Regions from separate parts of the Homo sapiens genome. Here all the other regions are linked to region 1. Evidence: chromatin contacts called from ENCODE Hi-C or POLR2A ChIA-PET data. All regions are on one chromosome and are shown on one strand. The core of a region is the stretch at or near the end of the contact, and the rest is flanking DNA. Distances in the headings are between cores, read along the strand shown. Region 1 overlaps PTPRG (protein tyrosine phosphatase receptor type G). Region 2 overlaps LOC105377114 (a long non-coding RNA gene). Region 3 overlaps FHIT (fragile histidine triad diadenosine triphosphatase).

What was found. A loop is a pair of places that touch in the nucleus more often than their neighbours do. ChIA-PET counts read pairs that join two places held with the same protein, here RNA polymerase II (POLR2A). Pooled maps may share reads with other maps.
Region 2: a pooled map shows a loop between it and region 1 (9-fold over the local background). The contact joins two enhancer-like sites. A Hi-C loop is called at or near these places in 7 of 37 single-sample maps with no recorded cell type and 4 of 50 pooled maps. POLR2A ChIA-PET finds 5 or more read pairs at or near these places in 1 of 52 experiments (WTC11).
Region 3: a loop to region 1 is called in a map with no recorded cell type, with 4 times the contacts of the local background. The contact joins two enhancer-like sites. A Hi-C loop is called at or near these places in 1 of 37 single-sample maps with no recorded cell type and 2 of 50 pooled maps.

Annotation. Positions count from the first base shown.
Region 1 is chr3:61,893,838-61,896,537 of GRCh38, reverse strand. The region is part of intron 2 of PTPRG (protein tyrosine phosphatase receptor type G); the gene reads right to left. Among named protein-coding and RNA genes, the nearest start is that of PTPRG, 330 kb to the right of the region's middle. Within about 2 kb of position 1,422, at least 16 of the 41 ENCODE cell types and tissues checked have a DNase peak (open chromatin) inside an H3K27ac peak, as active enhancers do.
Region 2 is chr3:61,357,194-61,359,893 of GRCh38, reverse strand. The region is part of intron 3 of LOC105377114 (a long non-coding RNA gene); the gene reads left to right. Among named protein-coding and RNA genes, the nearest start is that of FHIT, 110 kb to the right of the region's middle. Within about 2 kb of position 1,298, at least 2 of the 41 ENCODE cell types and tissues checked have a DNase peak (open chromatin) inside an H3K27ac peak, as active enhancers do.
Region 3 is chr3:61,238,672-61,241,371 of GRCh38, reverse strand. All of the region lies in intron 1 of FHIT (fragile histidine triad diadenosine triphosphatase), which reads left to right. Among named protein-coding and RNA genes, the nearest start is that of FHIT, 11 kb to the left of the region's middle. Within about 2 kb of position 1,304, at least 2 of the 41 ENCODE cell types and tissues checked have a DNase peak (open chromatin) inside an H3K27ac peak, as active enhancers do.

The DNA of each region.
Region 1 (2,700 bases), core at 173-2,672:
GTTCATAGAAAAACCTGTACACACATGTTCCCAGCAGCTTTATCTGTAATAGCCAAAAACTGGAATCAGTCCAGATATCCTTCAATAAGTGAAAGGTTAAACTGTGGCACATCTACACCTTGGCATATTACTCAACAATAAAACAGAACAAACACTGATATACACAAAATGGATGAGTTCCCGAGAATTATTCCAAGTGAAAGAAAAGCAATCTGCAAAGATTAAATATTGTATGATTCCACTTATGTAACATTTTTGAAGTGACAAAAGCTTTAGAAATGAAGACAGATTAGAGGTTTCTAGGAGTTAGAGATGGGAGGAGGGAGGAGGTAGGCGTGGTTATAAAAGGGAAACATGAGGGATCCTTATGGTATTGGAACTGTTCAGTATCTTGACTGGGATAGTGGATACATGAACCTACGCAAATGACAAAATTATATAGAATTTATACACACATGCACACACCTACATAATGCACATAATAAGTATAAATTAAAATCAGGAAATCTGAAGAAGATCAGTGGACTATATCCATATCAATATCCTGTGATATACCATAGTTTTACCAGAATGCTACCTTTGGGGAAACTAGGCAAAGTATATAAGTGATATCTCTGTATTATTTTTTACAACTGTATGTGAACCTACAATCTGAATAAAAATTTAAATTTAAAAAGTGCAGGTTGATAGCCAGAAGAGAGAAATTACATGGTGAGAATCCTGAAATATAAATGGTATCACTTTCAAATTTTTAAAGAGAACCAACTCTCATCTGCAGCAACAGGTGACATCACATCACTAAATAGGAAACTTCATTTTTTATCACTTGTTTCAGCCCCTAATCACAATAAAACTTAAACTGCTACCAAGAAGCCCAACAAACATATTTCGAAACACAAAACTTGACTTTCAAAAATAAAATGCCCTCCTGGTGATACTTTCAAAGTCAAAAGGTGGCCTACTCTGTCTTAAGACATGTGGATAATTGCTCCTCAGTTTCTAAGGTCAAAATCCTATACATTTATATGCACAGCATGCGATTTTACAAGCTCGGAAACCTGGAGCAAATGATTAGCTGAACTGTAAACTTAATCACTAGCAAGATAGGCCAGCAGATCTAAGAAAAAATAAAAAGACAAGGAGAAAAGCATTTTAATAACCATGAAGGTACTCTATTCTGTTGCTAAGCAGGAAGTTTACATGAAAGGGTGTGAGGTTCAGCTCTTTGTGGCTACTTCCCCTAAAAGTACGGTCCAAGAAACACCCTGCATCAATCACTTTCCAGATCCCTTGGCTCCCAGCCAGACCAACTAAGTCAGAGTAATGCTTGAAAAAACCACTGTGACAAGCTATGAAGTGACTCATACGCATGAGTTTCAGAAGCCCTGTTAGAACACTTACCTGTTTATAATTTACTGCTGTCTTCTTCCTGCTGAGGAGTGATTCTCATCAGGGATCCATTCTGCCCCTAGGGGATGTTTAACGACGTCCATCTGGAGACACTGGTTGTCACAGCTATGGGGGCAGAGGGCCCAGAGATACTGCTAACCATTCCACAATGTACAAGATACCCTCCTACAACAAAGACTTATGGGGCCCCAAATATCAATGGTGCTGAGATTCAAACTCCTGACAGAGAGGGATGCTAGCATTGCATTTAACAAAAGGATCGCTAACATACAATTAAAAAAAAAAATAAAAGCAAGATTAATAACTTAGAGCTACTAAGTGGATCTGATCTCCAAGGGCAAAGGTAGCTGTTACTCCCTTGATCTTCTCAAATCTGATTCATCCCAAGGAAGAAGGTTTTCTTTGTGACCATGTTTTAAGAGCCTCATTGCTGGAGCCATAAAGCCCAAGTTGAAATCACAGTTTTGACACTTAATATCTAATATCTGGGTGACATTAAGTTAGGCGATTACCTTTAGTAAGTCTCTATTATCTGTAAAGGGGAATTAATGACTGTTCTTCACCCTAAGAGCTGTTAGAAAAATGAAAATAAATAAGAGATGACTGTCAAAAACCATAGCATGGATCCCAAAAATAAATGTTTTGTTATTACTAATGAACTCTTTCCAATTTTTACTCCAGTCTTTTTATTTCTCAGCTGCCAACAGAGTAAACCATCTTTTTCAGATTAAATTTGGTTACTCTTTTAAATAGTTTCCAACTCCTCCAGCACCAGATAAGATAAAAGCTGACCTTTTTTTTTTTTTTTTTTTTTTTTTTTTTTTTTGACACAGAGTCTTGCTCTGTTGCCCGGGCTGGAGTGAAGTGGCACAATCTTGGCTCACTGCAGCCTCCACCTTCCAGGTTCAAGCAATTCTTTCGCCTCAGCTCCCAGTAGCTGGGATTACAGGCACGCACCACTACACCCAGCTGATTTTTGCATTTTTAGTAGAGACGGGGTTTTGCCATGTTGACCAGACTGGTCTTGAACTCCTGACCTCAAGTGATCTGCCCACCTCAGCCTCTCACAGTGCTGGGATTAGAGGCGTGACCATTTCTAATTAGCCTGTAAACTTAGTGCCAGCTGCTTTCTCTGCAAATAACACCCCCACCACCAGCTTCTCTATCAGTCCCAAATACTCTCAGGTAACAGACAACTTTAACAAGGAGGAAACCACCACTCCTATTAGCCCAGTAGTAAGTGACCTGACCAGCACCAAAGAAATGTTTGAAAGATACATCCTTTAAGAG
Region 2 (2,700 bases), core at 49-2,548, 540 kb after region 1:
TGACATACTTTCTTAAGTAATTATGATTACTATTACTGTCTTCCATTATGATTATGTGTGTATTTCTTCCTCTCCTTTATCCATCTTTGAGGGCTAGGACCATGCTAAAGTATCTTTGAATGAAAAAACAAGCATAGAATTTATGTATTAGTTTATTAGATATATATATCTGAGTATTCATTGTATGTCAGGTCCTCTTCAGTGGTAGAACAGAAGACCTACAGTCTAGGGGAAGACAAGAAAAAGGGCCAGGATAAAGCTACATGATAAGAAGTCCACATTAATTGATTAGAATAATACTTGCTATACATAATGGTAACTCATAAGACCCTTCAACTTTCAAAGAATAAGTTATTTTGGCTGCACGATAGCATTAGATGTATCTTACAGAATTTAAGAGTTTATACATTGGTAGTGCAAAAATAAGGTATAATGTATAGATATCACTGGAATTTGGGGGCCAGATAACCAGTGGTTAACTGTGTTTTGATCAAAATGATGAATTAGTGTGAATTCACAGGACTCATTTGTATGGCTATTTGTCTGGCTACTATATATTATAAAAACCCAACATATAGATGTCATGAGCTGTAGAAGGAACTAGATAAAGAGAGCCCATTTAACTTCAATAGGAAGGTGTCTAGAGATTAATTTTAGCACTTAGTGTCATTATGACATGTAGAATGCTGTGTTGAATAAATCTAATGGATTTTAAAGTATTTTTTAGAACTTTGACTTAATTATGATTTTCCTGGAACTGTGTAAGGCTCCTACTGTCAATATGCTAAGGTAACACTTTAGAATGAGAAAATAAATTTTCAGTTGAAACGTTACTGCCATCCATTAGACATGGAAGAAGCAGCTGTTACCACACTGCCAAACCAGGGTTATTTTTTGAAAAACACTAGTACATGCTGTAAGAGCAGAAAGTAGAAAATTACAATGCCATTTGAAAAAAGAATACCCCAACAACTTAAAAATAAACACTTTTACGTAGATGTATATATTAGTTATCTCTGGCTGTATGACAAATTACCCTCAAGTTTAGCAGTTTAAAACAACAAATATTTATTATCTCATAGTTTCTGTGTGTCTGAAATCTAGGAACAGATTGGATGGGTAATTCTGGCTTAGGATCTCTCACAAGATTACATGGCCAGGGCTGTAGTAATCTCAAGGTTCAACTGGGGCTGGAGAGTCTTCTGACCTCTCTCGCATGGTTGTTGTCAGGGTCCAGTTCCTCATGGGCCGTCAGACTGAGACTCTCAGTTCCTCACTGGCTGTTGGCCAGAGGCCTCTTTCAGTTTCCTGGCACATGAGCCTCTTCATAGGGCAGCTGGCTTCCATCAGAAAGAGCAAGTGGGAGAGCAACAGACAGCCAGGCAGAACTCCCAGTCATTTTTTAACCTAATCTCAGTGGTGACATTCCATCATTTTCATATATTTTATTCATTAGAAGTGGGCCACTAGGTCTAGTTTGCCCTCAAGGGCACAAGAGCATGAACACTAAGAGGAAGTAAACCCCAATTTTTATCATATTTCATTATAAGAGGAAAACAGGCATAACAAATCCAACCATTAGAGAAGCACCCTTCATTGGTAAAATATTTGTTGAGTGCCTACTATGTGCCAGCCATGGAGGATATGATAGTTCAAAACCAGCAAATTTCCCTGCCTTCATGTAGCATACTTTCTGTAGGAAATAAACCATTAGAAAGCATACTATATAGTGTCTGGTACACAAGGCTCTCAAAAGATGTTAGTTATTTTTTTTTTTCAGGGTAGATGGATATCTCCCCTGTCCCAGAAACAGAGCCAAACTCTCCAGTCTGTTGCATCTCTAATCCTATTGTAGACAAATATGATTTGTTTAACCAGAGCAGAAATGGCTTTTCTTTCACTTATGCTTGAAATAGGCGATTCATAATAGTTCACAACACTACACACTTGTAACTGCCTTTCTCCCATTTGTGTTTTTAAAGTGGTCTTTGTCAGAAAAAAATATAAATAAAAACACTAAAGAGTCCCACGGAAGTAGCTGTCCTAGTAGGTTTCCTGCAGCGCCGTGCTGACCACTGTATCCTTTTGCATTACACATGCCAAGTTGACCTAACGTCTTCCAGCTCCGAATTATTTTAATTGCTTTTTTTCTAGATGCATCTTTTCAGTCTCTCAAGGACTCTTTAAAAAATGGCTTCTTGAACTACAAACAAGATTTCAAATGTGTGCCTGGTTCTGCCAGGCAATTCTGCAGTTGCTTTCTCTAATTAATATTCCATATCTCAAAAAAACCGTCTCAAGATTTTAATTGACTTTTGTCACCCCCATCTCATTCAAGTACTGTGCTGGCCATCCTCGTACATTATTAATAAACCATGCGTACTCTGTGTGTTTTTTCCCTGCTGCCTGATGTTTAGTTCTTTCTTGAACTTTGTTTTGAATGACAATTGAAGGATAATTTATTGTGCTGGGCTTCCGACACTAGTACGGTCAGCTATAGTTTGCTGTGCTAATTAGGAAAAAACTGTCAATCAAAGAAGTTATTCACTTTAGAGAGTAGACATAGCTTCATTTGTCTTGTACATAAACTCCTTCATACGGTGTAGAGCTAACTTCCTATACCATTGAGAGAAGTATACTAACAAAGCTGAGTTATAAAATATTTTTATAGAAATATTGATTTAATCCTCTCAGGTTTAA
Region 3 (2,700 bases), core at 55-2,554, 660 kb after region 1:
CTGCTTGGTTTTGTCAGTAGATGTTTAAGCTGTGCCCAGAAGCACAAGTTTACCTATGCGTTTGGAGCCCTGAGGACAGGTGGAGGGAAGGGTTGGAACCTGCTTAGAGTAAGATTGTTTCAGTCCTGGAGCACTAGCGATTCCAGTTCAATCTCTTCTAGGAATGACCCTGGCAAGAAATCCAAGGGAGAGCAGGAGAGGCAAGAGGGAGGTAAAACAAATGCAGAGAGTGTGGGAGAGGTAGAACAACAAAAAATGGTGGGGTGGAGAGAGAGGGGAATATTTTGTTTTACAGCCACTTGTGTAAGTAAAATTAGTCTCTGCCTGTCAGTTACTACATCATCAGAAAGTGGCAGGTCTGATTTTCACTGGATGTAGTCTACCACTTTGTTGGCCTGCCTGGAAGCATAGACTATGTAGCACACCATATGCCACTTTGGGACGCCTTACATAGATGAGTAGTCAGAGTCTAGCGCAGCTGAAATTGAGGTACCAAGGCCTGTGCCACCAACCTTTCCCAATTTAATTGATCTGGACGAGACATGCTCTAGTGATTCTAACTTGTAGCCAGGGCCAAGAACCACTGGTTAGAAAGCAATCCCAATGGGTTAAAATTATGTAAAGAAGGGGGCACTGTAATTGGCTACATAAATTTCCATTAGAAGGCAAGGTACCTTAAATTCCCATCTTAATAATCAGATATAACATGTTACCTTAAAGATCCCAGATTTTTTCCATCAAGTTTAGAGAGACTCAATTGTATGGGCTGAAATATATCTATTTGCCCATAATACCTCAAAATTTACAGCAGATTGAAGGAGTTCTAGCTTGGGCCATATGCCTACCACTTGGAATTGTTTCTATAGCCAGTTGGAGGGGTACTGTGAGTGGCCAGGTGTGGAGCAAATGCCCACCCTGGGAGAGGAGAGATTCACCCAGAGGAAGTGGGCCAGGGCTGCCACATTCTTAGCATCAGAGGCCACCATTCATACCAGAGTATATGTGACTGGTGCCTGCTGGAGTTGTGCTGTGCAAAGCTTGCAGGGCTGTACACACAGAAAGGCCCTGGTTAACGAGAGCTGCTGATACCTTCAGAAGAGGGATGTGACACTAGGGATACAGCAAAACAGGTAGCCACTGTAGTTTGAAATCCCATTTGCTGGGTTCTGCCAGCCTGGTGGATAAAAACAAGGCCAAGAAGCTTCAGAAAAATCTACAGCTGAGGCCCTCTCTTGGCTCCTCTGAGCAGGGATAAAGCTTCCTCTAAACTAAGGCTTCCTCTAGCCTCTTGAACTTCCACAAGGCAACAGGCCAAGGTTTCCCTGGCCTAGAGGTGTTAGCTGTGTTTGGCTTCCTGTTGCAGATGGAACAGCTGGGTCCAACTCCTGTGGGTTGAGGACTGCTGGAACTATATGCAAGGGCCCTGGTGAGGCCAGAAGTGTTTGCATTTCCAACAAGCTGCCAGGTGATATATATGTTGCTGGTCCATGGGCTACACTTGAAATAAAAAGATTTCAGATTTTTGTGGCTTCTACTAAGTTGCCATTCTGTTTTAATGTAATGAGTAGTATTGTTTAGAATTTGTGTATATATATATATATATATATATGGCCAGTTGTTTTTCTTTGCAGTTTTATTTCTCTTTGTAAAATGGACATAATAGTACCCACTTCGTAGATTGTTATGAATTAAATGGGATGATCTATATAAAATATCAGCACTGCCCTCATGGAGTCTAGTGAAGGGGACAGATAACACATAGGCAAACACCTGTAATAATAATATGTCAAGTACAAGAAGGAAGATTATAAGATACTGTGATAGAAAGAGGGATGAGTAACCTATTGAGATAAAATGGCCAGACAGAAAGAGCTGAGAATTAAGCAGAGACCTAAGTAAAGGATGAGAGGGAGCTGGCCATATGAAGAGCTGGTATTAATAGAATGGGGTCCCAGGCAGAAGGAATAGCCTATACCAAGGCCTTAAGGTGGGAAAGAGCTTAACACCATCAAAGGGAGAAAAGAAGGCCCCTGTGGCTGAACCATAGAGAGGGAAAGGGAGACTGACATCAGATGAAATTGGCTGTATAGATAGGGCCCAGGCCATACAGGGCCTTGAAGTCAAAGTATGGAATTTGGATTTTTTTCCCATGGGTAATGCTCCTGTCCCTGGATCTCAGTATTGTGGTTGGATCCATGCTGTTTGCTGTCTAGACCTCTCTTCCACTCATCTGCTTCTCCACTACTTCTAGACTTTTTTTTTCCCCTCCCTTTGGCCAGAACATGAGTTACAGTCCTGGCTGATGCTTCCCTAATGCCTACTATCTCCACAGGCTAATTTGTTACCTGTTAATACACTCTCTGGACCCTAGGTTCCATTTGTATAACCCAATTCCTTCTCATTTCCTTCACTAGGTTCTGATCAGAGCATCTGCGATACCCACTTCTGCCCCCTAATGCGGTATCACATCCATATCCCTCCTGATTTGACTTCTCTGCCAAATGGCAGTGAAAATCAAGAACAAAGCCCTAGCAGTAGTGAGGCAGATGAATACAATGAAAGGGACTGACAGTTTGGGATCTTTTAATTGGTGGAAAGAAGAGGAGATACATAATTTTTATATGTTAGAATCATGGCTTCAAGAGATTTTTAAAAAGAGCTTGAAAGAAGCTGGTTGGATTCATCTAGTCTACTCTCCTT